Linked DNA regions of Mus musculus: region 1 is linked to region 2. A link is a loop called in an ENCODE intact Hi-C map of the cell type or tissue named here. Cell type or tissue: heart. All regions are shown on one strand. Each heading gives the region's core, and the rest is flanking DNA. Links, peaks and the distances in the headings are about the cores only.

Evidence for each region. Hi-C counts contacts between places; a loop is a spot of excess contacts. Peaks named below come from ENCODE experiments on the same cell type or tissue, not always from the same donor. Only the 100,000 strongest peaks of a DNase experiment are listed, where the experiment ranks them.
Region 1: it touches region 2 in a loop (2.1-fold over the local background); 4 of 42 quality-filtered maps call a loop at or near these places.

The regions. Positions count from the first base shown.
Region 1 is chr2:120,349,580-120,358,239 of GRCm38, forward strand. It overlaps Vps39 (VPS39 HOPS complex subunit), which reads right to left and starts at 3,558. Exons shown (of 25, transcript NM_178851.4): 1 at 3,336-3,558; 2 at 585-650. The coding sequence starts at 3,408. Tmem87a (transmembrane protein 87A) reads right to left here. Exons shown (of 20, transcript NM_001110496.1): 20 at 5,730-6,959. The coding sequence ends at 6,918. In heart, for the core only: a CTCF peak has its summit at 3,733 (motif pointing right); a DNase peak (open chromatin) is centred at 3,532; H3K4me3 peaks cover 1,477 bases; H3K27ac peaks cover 933 bases.
Region 2 is chr2:120,398,834-120,405,165 of GRCm38, forward strand. It overlaps Tmem87a (transmembrane protein 87A), which reads right to left and starts at 5,283. Exons shown (of 20, transcript NM_001110496.1): 1 at 5,072-5,283; 2 at 3,877-3,937. The coding sequence starts at 5,227. Ganc (glucosidase, alpha; neutral C) reads left to right here and starts at 5,063. Exons shown (of 24, transcript NM_172672.2): 1 at 5,063-6,226. The coding sequence starts at 6,198. In heart, for the core only: no CTCF peak of the experiment used is centred there; DNase peaks (open chromatin) are centred at 5,318 and 5,828; H3K4me3 peaks cover 2,359 bases; H3K27ac peaks cover 1,870 bases.

The DNA.
Region 1 (8,660 bases), core at 2,478-4,977, 51 kb before region 2:
GGGGTAGTCTTTAACAGAATGTATTTCAAATACTTTAGCTATTATTTTACATTATTACTGACAAAGTCACCATAAGAACTTTCATTTTCAAAGGCTTTTCAAGACTACTATTTATGCGCTTCCAACAACTTTGTCAAAGTTTACAAATGACAATGCTAGTATCAGAAAGGTCTCACCAGTCACATAACCAAGAAGTAAAACTGGGCATAAGCCCAGATCCGCTCCTCCTAGCCTATCCTCATAAGCAAGTGCAATCCCCATCAATGGCTACTGTTCTTTTTGCCTACCACTATATAGCACTTATACAGGATTCTATTCCATCAGAAACATTTCTTATTAGGTAGTGAATCACCTCTATAAGAAGGAGGCCGGTATTTTGCTCTACCTACCAGAGGAAGCTAAGAAACCACTTATTAAACAAATCCCAGGAGATTCTCATGTTTCTCCCTATTTCCCCACAGCCCCTGAGCCTAGGCACCCCTTTATGGCCAGGAATCTGTTTTTACACCCGTACACTGGCTAACTGGTAAAGCTGACTAGTTAGAGCTTTCGATCACATCCCAAGCCATCGGTCTGACACTCACCAACATCCTTCCGAATCCTGTAGAGAAGAAGATGCCCTTGCTTGGTTCCAACAAGAAGCCATTCCTCTAAAAAGAGCCCAAAGAAAGGTAGTTAGCTTTTGTTTAAACCCTATTTCTTTATCATGGATGTCTGAGGAGGATGGAACTGTGGCTCAGTAGGAGAGCATCTCCTAGTGTGAGACATAAACTCTGGGTTAAATCCCCAGAGTGTGTGTGGGGTGGGGAGCACAGGGGCCAAAGAGGAGGAGTGGGAAAGATGTCAGAAAATGAAACAATCTGAAAACACTATTTTGCCAGACATGGTAGTTTGTGCCTATAAGCCCAACACTGGGACCACTAAGGCAGGAGGACTTCACTGAGTTTAAACCAGCCTAGGCTGCCAAGCAAGAGATACTGACAGATAAACAACATCCTTGGCTCCATTGTTTAATATGAAGTTTAGGGGGCCAGGGGGTGTAGCTTGTCTTTTACTACTTGGTGGGTTCTTCTCTCTTCCACCCTTTCTTCCACTCTTTCAACCCACTAACACTAGATAGGAGAGATAAAGGATTAAAAGGAAAGGAGGTGACATTCTTGACAGACTACATCCTGCTGATTAGGGCAAGTTTGATCTTTGCCTTCAAGATAACTAATTTTTTCTTTCTTTGTTTGCAACTACTACTTAACAAACCAAGACAGAAAAGAGTCAACCACCAAACAACAATCCTCTTGGGGCCCTAGCATTCATGTACCCTCTGAAAGTCCCCAGAATTCCAAAGGTCACACAATTGCAGAACCAAAGGCAAAATCACACCCCATGCATAAGGCAAATCATAGTCAGCTGCAGTGGACAGTCTGAAGCGGCCCCATACTACAAACCTGGGATTAAATCAGAAATATATTCTCATAATATTTCTGCGCTTTTTAACATTTTTTAAAAGACATCAAAACCCCAAAAATTGTCTTGTTAGGGTCATGCTATTAGACATCCCAATGCCAAAAAGGCAGCTGGATTCTATAACTGGAGCTCAAGGAAACCTTCAATGTCCTCATTTCTGTTGCCCACAAGAGAGACAGATTATGCCAGTCTTTCAGCTTAAATTTTGTCTGGGTCTTCATGTTCTGATTGCTAGATGAACTTTCCAGACCAACATACACAAAAGGTACAATGACTAGAAGTAGCAATAATTGCTAGTGCTAAAGCAGCAATAGTTATTATCTAAAGCCTGAAAGTGAACAACCTTCCTGTACTCCAGCAGCGACCTTAGTAGCCGAGGGGACCGGGCATTTCTCCTGTTTGGTGTGGGGTCAAAGCAGGACAAAAGCCACTTATCATTCCCAAGCTGGTCTTGAGGAGCTGAGCTAAGTGGCCTCTTTACTCTGACAATGTGGAGTCAATGAGTCTCTCTCAGAGGAGCAGTCAATGACTGTGACACGCTAAGGCAAGTGTGTGGCAGGCAGTTGCACTCATCTTGCTTGGATGTTCTGCCTTAGACTGAACTGAATACCTGCCCTACGTGTTGAAATAGGTAGCACACACTTCTGGTATCATCTATCTGGTGTCATAACCTGTCCTCATGCTTTTGACCCCCAAAGTGTTCTGGGTACACAGATACTATTTCTCATTCATCCTTGTATTCCTGTCCATAGTAGAGAGAACGGTACAGGTGGGTATCCAGAACATATTTAATGAAACAAAAGAGAAATGAACCCCTCCATGTATTATTCTCTATTGAGAGCACTTTCCTCCAGGAAATGAGGTTTTCTTGAGATGGCTGTAGGAAATTGGGTTCTATTCTCTCCCTAATTCAAAGGACTACATCAGTTTACATTGGAGGTACTATTTTACAGAGGCTAGGGGCTGCTCAAAGAAGAGCACAGGGAAAAAAAAAAAAAAAAGATGTGAATCCCTCTAAGGAGGCCACAAAGAACCTGCAAGGATGCCTGGGAAGCGCTAGCAACAGATGCTCGGCACACTGGTCACCATCAACATTTCCTTGTGGTCCATCGTGGTGCCTTCCTTAGGGTAAACTCTACGTACAGATTCTGAACTTTACCTTTGTATGGGCCCTTGATGTTTCTTGATATTTAGGGCATGGACATTAACAGAAAAGACTGAATTATTTTTACGTAGCCTGTTATGGGTAATAACGATGCATAGAAAAGCACTCGATGTAGCCTGAGAGCCAAGATTTACGTTCTTGAACTCCAGAAAACATGAAGGATGCTGACCTTGCTTTCTGCATTGGTCAATCCCAAGAAAAAGTATACAAGGTCGCATGGGTCAGGTTTCACAGCAATCTGTTATGATGCTCTTCCACTTCAGTCAGGTAACTTGGGCACCTCACGACATAAGGTAGTTATATGAGCTAACTACTAAAAGGAAAAATAAACTAAGTGAACACTAAATGCTCTGAAGCATACGGTGCTAACATTGTCTGTCACCTAGAACACACCGCAATCATTTAACAAGGTGAAGCACCTGGCAGGCTTTGCCCTTTTCACTCAAGACTTCTTGGGAACCGAAATGGGCCCCAACAGAGCACATTAATAATGTGAGCTCAGCCTCCAACTGCATAGCGCACAAGAGAGAGCGCGGAGCGTCCACAAATGGACTGTCCTTAGCAATCACGCAAGCCGCCCGGGGTCCAGTCACGTCCGCCCTCTCTGACAGCCTGCGTCCGCAGCCCACCCACAGGGTCAGACGCCTTGCCTCTCTATAGCTCGGCGTGAGGGGCCGCTGCCTCCCTGACCCGAGGCCCCGCGGCTCACCCCAGGCAGCCAGGCAGTCGATCTGCAGGGGAAGCTTTTCCAGGATCGGCACCGGCTCGAAAGCGTCATGCATGGCTGCGGGAGCTTCACCGCCACTGTCCCGCCCCTGCTGCTGGGAGGAGCCTGCCGTCCGAAAACAGGGAAGACTCGTATTCCACCAGGGACCCCTGCTACAGGGCCTTCAGCAACAACTCCATCCTCGCCGCCGGACTTCCTGTTGCCTTAAGCCCGCCCCTTCCGCAGCAGAAGCTCCGCCCCCAACCCGAGTTCACATCCATACCAGCTGCTCAGAGTCCCTTGGTGTTTGTGGTGGTAGAAGAGAAACTGATCTTTTTTTTTTTTTTTTTAAAGATTTATTTATTTGTTTTATTTATATGAGTACACTATAGCTGTCTTTAGACACACCAGAAGAGGGCATCAGACCCCATTACAGATGGTTGTGAGCCACCATGTGGTTGCTGGGAATTGAACTCAGGACCTTTGGAAGTGCAGTCAGTGCTCTTAACCACTGAACCATCTCGCCAGCCCGAGAAACTGATTTTAGGCAGTCAACTTAGTGAAGACCTCGCGATAAAGAGGAATTTAGCTCACTGGGCTGCGTGTCAGGAGAGATGGCAGCCTGACATCCCAGGACGCAGGAGGTTCAGAGTTATCTTCAGTACGTATCAAGTTTGAAGCCAGCCTAGGATACATGAGGCCCTGTCTCAAAAACCAGCCCTCCCAACCACGGAGGAAAAAGGAACTTCTGCCTTGGCGTCAGTCTTGGGTTGGAGATATACCACTTAGGAAATTTGGCTTTTCTTTTTCTTTGGAAATAGATTGTTGCAGGCCTTACTTTCATACTCTGCAAAACCTTCTTCAAAATAAGATTGCTTAGAATCGTGAACATCTGTCAAGTCTGACACACTCTAGCCAGTCAATAGATTGCTTCAGTACCATCATTACATTTCAGCTAATTCTTAGTTGTACCTTAGGTTTACATTGTTAAAGCTGTAGACCAGTGATTCTCTCCTAGTGCCTAGTCAAGCAAGTTTTGAAAAATTCAGGCTCAGACCTCATTCCAACTTTACTCAAACTTTGGAGAGTAGTATGAACTCAAGTAAGTTCATACACTTGAACAGGAAAGCCATTATAGGCTAATGTTCCTTAGCCCGGGCATAATCCCCTAGGGATTGCATACGGGACTGTTATGTGTGCACTGGAGGATGTTGGGAAGCAACCTCAGAATCTACCTGCAAGAGATGTTAGAGAAGCCCGCCCAAAGGTCAGATACATTAATGAAGATGCAATCTGGTAAGCACTTCTGGCGAGCCACTGTTACTGACCAATGTTTCAGGTCAGAGGTCAGATAGATGTCTTCCTCAGCTGTTTTCCACATTATGAGAAATGGCCTGTGTTTTTGTTTGCTCGTTTCTGAGACATATCCACCCCTTTTACAACTAGCCAGCCTAGCTCACTGGCAAGCCAGTAAGCTCCAGGGACCCACCTGTCTCTAGTCTCAGTGTTAAGGGCACTAGCTTTGTCACATGGATGACACGGATCCAAACGAACCCGGATCCTCATGCTGTGTGGCAAACACTTTACAGAGTCATTGTCCTGGCCTCCAGGCCACTGCACCTGGAGACATTACTAAAACATCCGTTTGATTCAATCAATCCAGAATGGGATCAACTGATCAAATGTTTCAGGCCACTGCACCTGGAGACATTACTAAAACATCCGTTTGACTCAATCAATCCAGAATGGGATCAACTGATCAAATGTTTCTTATAAGACTTGCCTTGGTCATGGTGTCTGTTCACAACAGTAAAACCTTAAGACAATACCTTATTTCCTATTATTGTTCTTTAAGGGTTCTACCTAAGGTAGATTTCAAAAAGCCACCACAGCAAAAAGCTGTAGAGAAATGTTCCCTAAATGCTATTAACATTTTACTATGATGTGCTGGTTAGCTTTTTGTCAACATGATATAAGCTAGAGTTACTTAGGAAATTCAGTTAAAAGGAATGTCTCCATCAGATTAGCCTGTAGGCAATTCTGTGGGGGCATTTTCTTGATTAATAATTGATATGGGAAAGCCCAGCCTACTGGCACTCCTGGGAAGGTTGCTCTGGGTTGTATTTTAAAAAATAAATAAATAAAAATAAAATGGGCTGGAGAGATGGCTCAGAGGTTAAGAGCACTGACTGCTCTTCCAGAGGTCCTGAGTTCAGTTCCCAGCAACCACATGGTGGCTCACAGCCATCTATAATGAGATCTGGTGCCCTCCTCTGGTGTGTCATATGTTTCAACAGAAAATAAGATAATCTGTAGTAAAAGTCATGGAAAGAAAGTCTCTACTAGGGTCTGAAAGAAGGGTGTGAAGGGAAAATTTGAAATAAATGAGAGAGACACTAGTTTTGTTAAAATTTTTATATTAAAAAGTGGCATGAACTTTTCATGTAGAACAAAAATTTAGGGAAGGCAAAACTGGATAAAACGATCAAAACTGAAATACAGTGCTTCAAGTGAACCCATCCCTGGTGATGTTATAGGCCGTCTCCAAGCCAACATCAGAAACTAGAACCCTCAATCTGTAAAAAAAAAAAAAAAAAAAAAAAAAAAAAAAAAAAAAGCAGCAGCAGCAGTCTAGGGCCTCCATACCACTTCATGCAAGAATACCTGCTTGTAAAGCAACGGGACCTGTCCCCTCTCTGTAAGCTCCCCTTCTGAAGCATGATAATCCCTCTTGCAGGGCGAATAATCACAGCACGTACACAGAGTGCCTCTTGGCATCTGGTGTAATCCCAAAGAATGGCATGAAGGGAAACCAAGCATGGCCTGTGACTGCAATGCTGCCCTTGGAGGCTGACTAAATGGTACTTAAAAGTTTTGGAGTGTGCACCACATTGCCAGCAATGGGATGTGTCATAATATCAGATGTCAGAAGAGTTAGTATTTCTCTTTAAAGCACATCTGAAATAGAAAAATCTTTAATATACACCATTTGTAAACAAAATTGCACTTGATTTTGAATCACATGTAAGTTTCTCTCGCTTTCTGCCCACCCCATTCCCTCTTGGTCACTGATAGATCTATAGTTCCTTAACTCAAAAGGGCCTATTCCCCACAAACTACTTCTGCAAGATGTAATCTTGACTTCTCAGGAAACTCAAAAATAAATGATAATTTCTCCCATTACCAACTTCCTAAATAAATAAAATCACAGGCAGTTGCTCCTAGAGATGACAAATTATGGTGTAAATGACACAGTCCTTTCATAAACTTTAAACTTCCTAGTTTGACAGATTAAACAATGGAATAGAAAGTTCAGGGACAACATGTAGCTTGCAAAAACAGCTGTTGATGGGGTTGGGAGGGAAAGGGTGTCGATGATGTAAAGAAGCCGGTAGGTTTTTCTCATCCCGTGGATATGTTTCAGTAAGCTGCTCTCCTTGGCTGACACCTCTCCCCAGCTCCCATGCACAGAGATCAGGAACAGATGTCATTGCCTCCTTTAATCCCACGGAGCAGTGCAGAAGACTGACACGCAAGCTGTCTCTTCCCTGATACAAGCCATCTTCTATGGCAGTTTCCCATTATTTACTCCATCTTTGACCTTTCAAAGTGTGTGATCATTCGTTCCTAAGGAGGAAAAGATTTATTTTAAGTACATAACTTAAAAAGGTCTAAATTCCAAAAAAATTCTATATAAATGGCTCAAACAATTCTTTTTCACAAATACCTTTCTATGTTAAATGTTTATAACAGTATATCTATGGTAATTCTAAAACATTACAGGCCCCATCTGAGGTTAAATGACTCAACTACATCTCAGAAGGAAATTCAACATGCTTACAGGCTTTTAGTGTACAATACTGTTACATGCAAGCACAGTGCTGTACCGTAGATCTGTGAAAATCTTATTTTAACTGAACTCTGGTGTATGAGTCTGGCTGTGTACCTTCTGGCCTCAGGTACCAGACATAAACATGATGTACTTACATATGTGCAGAAAAGTGCTTATACAAAAATAAAAAGGTGCAATAGTAACCAACTCAGGGGCATACTGCCCAGCTAGTCAGAAATATCATGCTGCGATGAGATTCAATGAGAAAAATTGTTTAAAAAATATGATAAGACACACAGAGGAAGACAACAAAATAGATCCGCTGGCCTCTACACACACACACACACACACACATACACTGTACACTATAAAAAAAATAAGAGCTGGGCGTGGTGGCGCACGACTTTAATCCCAGCACTCAGGAGGCAGAGGCAGGTGGATTTCTGAGTTTGAGGCCAGCCTGGTCTACAAAGCGAGTTCCAGGGCAGCCAGGGCTATACAGAGAAACACTGTCTTGAAAAACCAAAAATAAATAAATAAATAAATAAATAAATAAATGAATAAATAAATAAATGAATGAATAAATAAAATTAAAAATAAAATGGCAACGTTGCGGGCATACTGGTGCACACTTTTAATCCCAGCCCTTAATGGGCAGGGACAGGTGCATCCTTAACTTTTGAGCCCAGCTTGGTCTCACTTTATAAGTGAGTTCCAGGACAGCCGAGGCTACACAGAGAAACCCTGTCTTGAAAAAGAAAAAGAAAAACAAAAAACGTAAGGATGCTAAATTTTGTGTTTCTTACCACATAAAGCGCACCATGGTAGCCATTATGTTTACTTGCAGTATTTCCACACAGGCAAATGTTGAAGGGTGAAACCAATGTCCCAAAGCACTGCAGTAACCACGAATGCCACACGTGGTAGCCCATGGAACACAGTGCAGCTAGAGAGCTGAGGCCTAAGGAGGCCACTGATGGCAAACACGAAGCAGAGGAAGACCTCAAGAGAGACCCAGGTATCTTAAGAATGGAACCCAGCCAGAGACTGCCCCACCTGGGGATCCATCCCATAAACAGCCACCAAAACCAGACACTATTGTGGATGCCAACAAGAGCTTTGCTAACAGGAGCCTGATATAGCTGTCTACTGAGCAGCTCTGCCAGTGCCTGACAAATATAGAAGTGGATGTTCACAGTCATCCACTGGACTGAGCACAGGGTCCCCAATGGAGGAGCTAGAGCTGAAGAGGTCTGCAACCCTATAAGAGGAACAACAATATGAACTAACCAGTATTCTCAGAGCTTCCTGGGACTAAACCACCAATCAAAGAAAACACATGGTGGGACTGGTGGCTCTTGCTGCATATGCAGCAGAGGATGGCCTAGTCGGTCATCAATGGGAGGAGAGACCCCTGGTCCTATGCAGGTTGTGCCCTTGGTCCCTAGTATAGGGAAATGCCAGGGCTAGGAAGTGGGAGTGGTGGATGGGTTGGG
Region 2 (6,332 bases), core at 3,833-6,332:
TCCTTAATTTTGTAAGTATAACAAAAAAATCAGTATGACTACATTTAGGAATTTTCTTTTTTATTTATTTACTTACTTTATATGTATGAATATTCTACTTACATGTATGTCTGTATGATGTGTATCCTAGAATTAGAGTTATGAACAGTTGTGAATCACCATTTGGGGTACTGGGAATTGAACTTGGGTCTTCTGCAAGAACAAGTGCTCTTAACCACCAATCCATCTTTTCAGCCCCAGGAATCTACTTTAATTCATTACAAAAGATGCAACCAGGAGGCTATAACCCATATCTTGAATCCTAGCACTTGGGAGACAGAGGCAAGCAGATCTCTGTGAGCTCCAAACCTGCCTGGTCTATATAGTGAGTCCTAGGATAACCAAACTACATAGAGAGATTCTCTTAAAAACCAAAAATTAATGAATTAGTTAATTAATTAATGTTAATATAATAAAAATAAGCAAATAAAAGGTTTCTAGCTTTGTTTTTAATGGTTTTCTCAAATAACCTTTAAAAAAGTTTTTTTTAATTATTATTTTATGTATACGGTTGTTTTGCCTGTTTTGTCTATGTACCATTTATGAGTCTGATGCTCAGAAAGGCCAGAAGAGGGTTTCAGACCCCTGGAACTGGAGTTACAAATGATTACAAACTGATGTGTGGGTGCTGGAATCAAACCTGGGTCCTCTGAAAGGGTAACTAGTGCCATCTTTCCAGACCCTAAACTAATTTTTAAATATCTAGCACAGTTTTTGCAGAGCTCTACTAGAATATGCAAAATTCTGACCATCTGATAACTTATGGAAAAGATATCAAGGAAATTATAATTTGGCTAGTAACGGGAGAACATAAAAAGATAGGGATGAGCCAGGCAGTGGTGGCACACACCTTTAATCCCAGCACTTGAGAGGCAGAGGCAGGCGGATTTCTGAGTTCAAGGCCAGCCTGGTCTACAAAGTGAGTGCCAGGACAGCTAGGACTATACAGAGAAACCCTGTCTAAAAAAACAAGCAAACAAACAAACAAACAAACAAAAAAGATAGGGATTGCTTGTTTAAAGTCCAAAAACAGGGCCAGCAAAATGGGGTCAGGGAATAAGTCTAAAGAGCTGAGTTTTATCCCAGGATGCGATAAAACACGGTAGAAGACAACAGACTCTAGCAAGTGGCTTCTAACTTCCACACATACACCATGCAATGCCTTCATTCACAAGGATACAGAAAGTAAGTGGATGGATGGATAGATAGATAGATAGATAGATAGATAGATGGATGGATGGATGGATGGATTTTTTTACGTCTTTAAAAAAAGATATACTGGGGGCTGGCAATATGGCTCAGTGGGTAAGAGCACTGAGTGCTCCTCCAAAGGTTCTGAGTTCAAATCCCAGCAACCACATGGTGGCTAACAACCACCCATTAATGAGATCTGACGCCCTCTTCTGGTGTGTCTGAAGTCAGCTACAGTGTACTTATGTATAATAGTAAATAAATCTTTAAAATAACAACAAAAAAAGATATGCTGGGAATTTTGTTTCAAACATAAAGTAAGGTAAGTATTAAAGGACAGATAAGACAATATTTAGAACTTTGAACTATAAGGCTTGAGAGACCAAGAACATGGTCCTACCTAAGCTATGGAAGGCATACACCATAAGCATAAAGTATAAAATCAAAGAAACTATGGAGATAACAAAGAAAAACTAAAAACAAGATTTAAAGAGCCTTGGATCTTTCAAAAAAAAATGTACACATTTTAAAATATGCAGATTGTTAAACTTGGTGAAATACCATGCGGTCAAAAACAAACTAGAAAAAGACAAATTAGAAAAAGACAAACTAGAAAAGACATAGAGGAGTACAACACAAATCTTCAAGCTGTGCTAAGCAACTCCATGCTTCCACTCCTCACAGCTATGAGTAACAGCCAGAAAACCAACCTCACAAGACAAGAGTAAACTGGTTCAAATCAACTTAAGTCATTAGGAGACATTTTCACAGATGTGGTATTATCCCAAGTGTTTTTCTGTGGCTGGAAAAAACATCCTGACAAAAAATAACTTGGGAAAGAAAGGGTTTATTTTAGTATAAAGTCATTGGAGTGAAGTCAAGGCAGCAGGAACTCGAGGCAGCTAATCACATCACATCCACACCCAAATCACGGAGGGAGAATTAATGCATGCATTCATGCTGTTCAACTCAGATTTCTCCTACACAATTCAGGACCCAAACCCTGCTTACATTTCGATTGGAACTTCCCCCACTGATTAACATAATCAACACAATCCCACACACACACCCACTGACCAACCAGATCTAGACAACCCCTCATTGAGATTCTTTTCCCAAGTTACTCTGAGTTGTGCTGTTGACAATTAAAACTAAGGATCACGAGTATATTCTTCACAGGAATTTTACCTGCTCCTTTCACTCCCACTGGAGTGGAAGCCCAGTGACAGAAGAGAGTTTTTCTACCACTTCTCTGGTACCTATAAGTACTCAGCACACAAAAGTTATTTTACAACCACTTATTAAACTAAAGAATACAATCACCCAATTTAATTGCATTTTCAAGGTAAAGGCATGCTCAAAACAAAACAAAACACATGAACCAAGATTTAGTAGTTCATGTCTAATAATCCTAGCACTTGAGAAACTGAACCTAAGGCTGGCCTTGGGCTACATAGTAAGAACCTATTTCAAAAACCAGAGAAGCCTGGTAGACCGTGGTGGTGCACCACCTTTAATCCCAGCACTTGCAGGGGCAAAGATAGATGGATCTCGGTGAGTTCCAGGCTAGCCTGGTGTACAGAGTGAATTCCAAGACAGTCACAAAGCTACAGAGAAAAACTCTGTCTCCAAACAAACAAACAAAGTCACATGACAGTGATGATCTAGAATACTATCCCCATCTCAAAAACAGAGCACAGTTTGGCTTCAGATCTTTTGTTTCTCTCACTAGAAAAACTGGCTTTCTTCTATACAGTCCCTATTTCCTGGTAATATCCTTGAACTCAATGTTCCTTGAAGTGTTAAACACTCCCTTGGTAAACATACTGAGTATCTTAGTCAATGGTCTCACAATCTTGGGCCATGTTTTCAGTAAATAGCTAACAAGCACACAAGCACAAAATCTTGTCCTGACTCAGAACAGATCTAAAAATGATGTAAGCACTCTACAAACAAAATTAAATATAATTCAACTTAACTATGATTAAAAATATAATTTATGTACATAAATATACATACACACTGTATAACATACAGCCAATATGAATTCAATAAAGTATACATTAAGTATGTAATACAAATATATAATATAAGCTACATATAATAGTGTATCTATACATAACAGCAAACTGAAAAACAATAAGACAATAAAAATTCATATAAGTACTCAGAATATTGCTCACAGATAGGACTTATAAATTAAATATTTTTATCTAAACAGTGCCAGGTTATTAAAGTTCTGGACTTAAAAATACATTAAGGGGCTAGGGAGATGGCTTTGTTGGTAAGATGCCTGCCTGTCACAGCAAGCATCAGCACCTGAGTTCAGATTCCTAGCATCCATGTAAAAATCCATGCCTGTAATTCCAGTGCCAAAGAAGCGGGCAAGAAGATCCCTGAGGCTGGCTGGTCAGCCAGTCTAGCCAAACCTCAAGCTCCAAGTTCAAGGAGAGAGTCCTTGTCTCAAAAAACAGGGCTGACAGCAACTGAGGAAGACACAAGTAACTGACCTCTGACCTTCACACACATGCATACATGTTCCTACATGCACACAAATGCGCGCGCGCACACAGAAGCAAACTAGGGTAGAGAATAATTTTCTAAGTTTAAAAGATCCGAATAACTCAATGAAGTTTAGAAACTCACATTTCAGTAAGATGGTAGTATTTCTGAAAAGAATCTTTCCAAAATTAAAATAACCTTTCCCCTGAAAAGATAAAGGGAAGATAATTAACATCAGGGCATTTCGATTTTCAAGGCAGAATATGAATACCTACATTTATAAAATATTCAAAATTTTCTTAATCAAAAAGACAGTAACAACATTTTCTTTAGTGAAAGTCAGTCATATCCTAACTATTGGCTCTTGCCGCTCCCTACAGGCCACAGAGCAGGGACTCTTGAGTGGGAGGCTGCTACAAATTTCAACCTAACTTCAAAGTGGCTTGAGCTGGACAGTTCCTTTTTTACTCACGAATCATCCCTCAGAACAACCGACTTTTGAATAAACTTTCAGCAGTTTTACTTTTACATGTAAAAGGACTTAACTATTAATCATTTCAGTAACAAACAGAAAACTACAACTCAAAGCCCAAAACCCTTTACCAACATGAATACAACCTGTAATATTTGCCATATAAATGTACAGTGAACAGGACAAAAAAAAAAAAAAGGCAAAAAGGTCAACGAAATGGCTAATGGTTTTTAAAGCAGTTCTCACCAAAATCTGGTTTTTCTGGTTCAAAGTACTGTACTAAGTCAAACGAGATTCTAAAATGGGTCGACTTATCAGTTAACTATCCAAACAAAAGACTATCCTTACTACACAACATTTTAGAATTGTTTCGTTTTGGCTATTCCCATGTTAAAATGCATTTTTGAATCTCCAAGTCCCCTAATCACAAAAGACGTTTCCAAGTTTAAACCAAATCAAAACCCTTCATCCGTAGGACTATTTTTACAAACACACACACACGAGTTAAAAATAAAGACTTCTATTCACATCTCCCTTTCATCCAGCCCTAGTACTGGATTTTGTAACATTCTAGCTGAAAGAGAAACTACTATCTCTCCCTGTGTATTAAGTTTCTCTCCTGTTCCATGCTTAAAGTTCTGTTACTTTCCCGGTAAGAACACGCTTGGCCCCTGACACTCCTCGCCTACAGCAAATAGCTCAGCTCTCAGCTCAGGGCAGGTGGGATCCCGTCGGCAGCTACACGGACGCTCTGGGTATTCCACTCACTTTGGGAACCCGACTTTCCAGAAATCTTCCTGGACCCCTTGGGCCACCGTAGCCCCACCTCTTACCCCCTTCAGGCTCAGTAGCGACCCCAACACTCACCGACGGCATCGGAATGTGCCACTTCGATCTATCTGCAGCAAACACGGGTGCCGGACCTGCACCAAGAAACGATAATGGGAACGGCTGCGCCCCTAAAAGAAGAAAAATAACAGGAGACACCTGAAGCCACGCAGCCACCGCCATCTTCACAGCCATGAAGCGCCTACCCAAAGTATTGAGCCTTCTTCCGGCTAGGTAGTTCCGCCTTCTTCCGGCTCGTCCCACCCTCTTCCGGCGCTACTTTGTGGGCGGGATTATCCGGGTCCTTGAAACTGTGCTTCTTCCCACAGACGCTCAGAGCGCCCCAGAAACTTTGAGTCTACTGCGCAGGCGTCCTCCTGTTTCCCTGCGATCGTGGCCTGGAGGTGAACTAGCAGAGTTTTGAGGTCTAGTGCTTCCCTCTGTTCTTCCAGCCCTTAAAGGAACTCAGTGCAGCGGCCAAGGCTTTGCTTTTCCTGCTTCTTCCCGCCCCTCATCCTTTCCAAGTCAAGGTCAGGCGCAGGCCAGACGTCTGTAGAAGCGCGCACACTGGATGCATGATTGACATCAAGTACTGAGTTCTCTGGCTGTCGAGCTGTGGCAACAGAGCCTGGAATGTGACGGGGCTGAAGTAGAAACGATTCATTAGCTCCAAAGTCCCTTTTGACCCTGAAAGACTGTGGGGCAGCTGCAGCATAGTTTGACAGGCGACATCAGCGTCCAGCAGTGATCCAGACTGTACTCCCCATTCGAAACTAAAAGTGAGGAGAGATCAGGTCAGCTTTCGGTATTGTAGAGTGACAGCCACTAAGACTGACCCTTATTGGTGGTGCTTCCTGTTTCTCACACTCTTAGATTTTAACCTCTAGGGCAGCGAGCACATCTCCGCCAATAAAAGCAAAGTTCATCAGCCACTCTCAACCTAGAAATATTTACCAAGTACTTTATCCCTGTAAAGACGCTGGTTTACGCTTGAGATAATACCAGATGAAAAAAAATTAAGATTGGCTTCTGCCCGAAGGGGACTCTTGACTGTGATGAAGTACGGGTTATAATTTAGCAAGCCTGCTTGTCACCGTTTTTTTAAAGATCGCCTGAGACTGTGGCCTGAGAGTTAGGAGTCAGGCAGAGTTAACATCCTTGTGCCATGGAAGCAGCTGAGAAAGAGGAAATCAGGTAAAGGGCAATTGCTCCCCCCAAGAACGGACTCCAAAAACAACCTTCTAGCTTTGATGGCTTCACTTAGGTTTTAAAGCACTTCCTTGAATGCTTGCTATTTGCT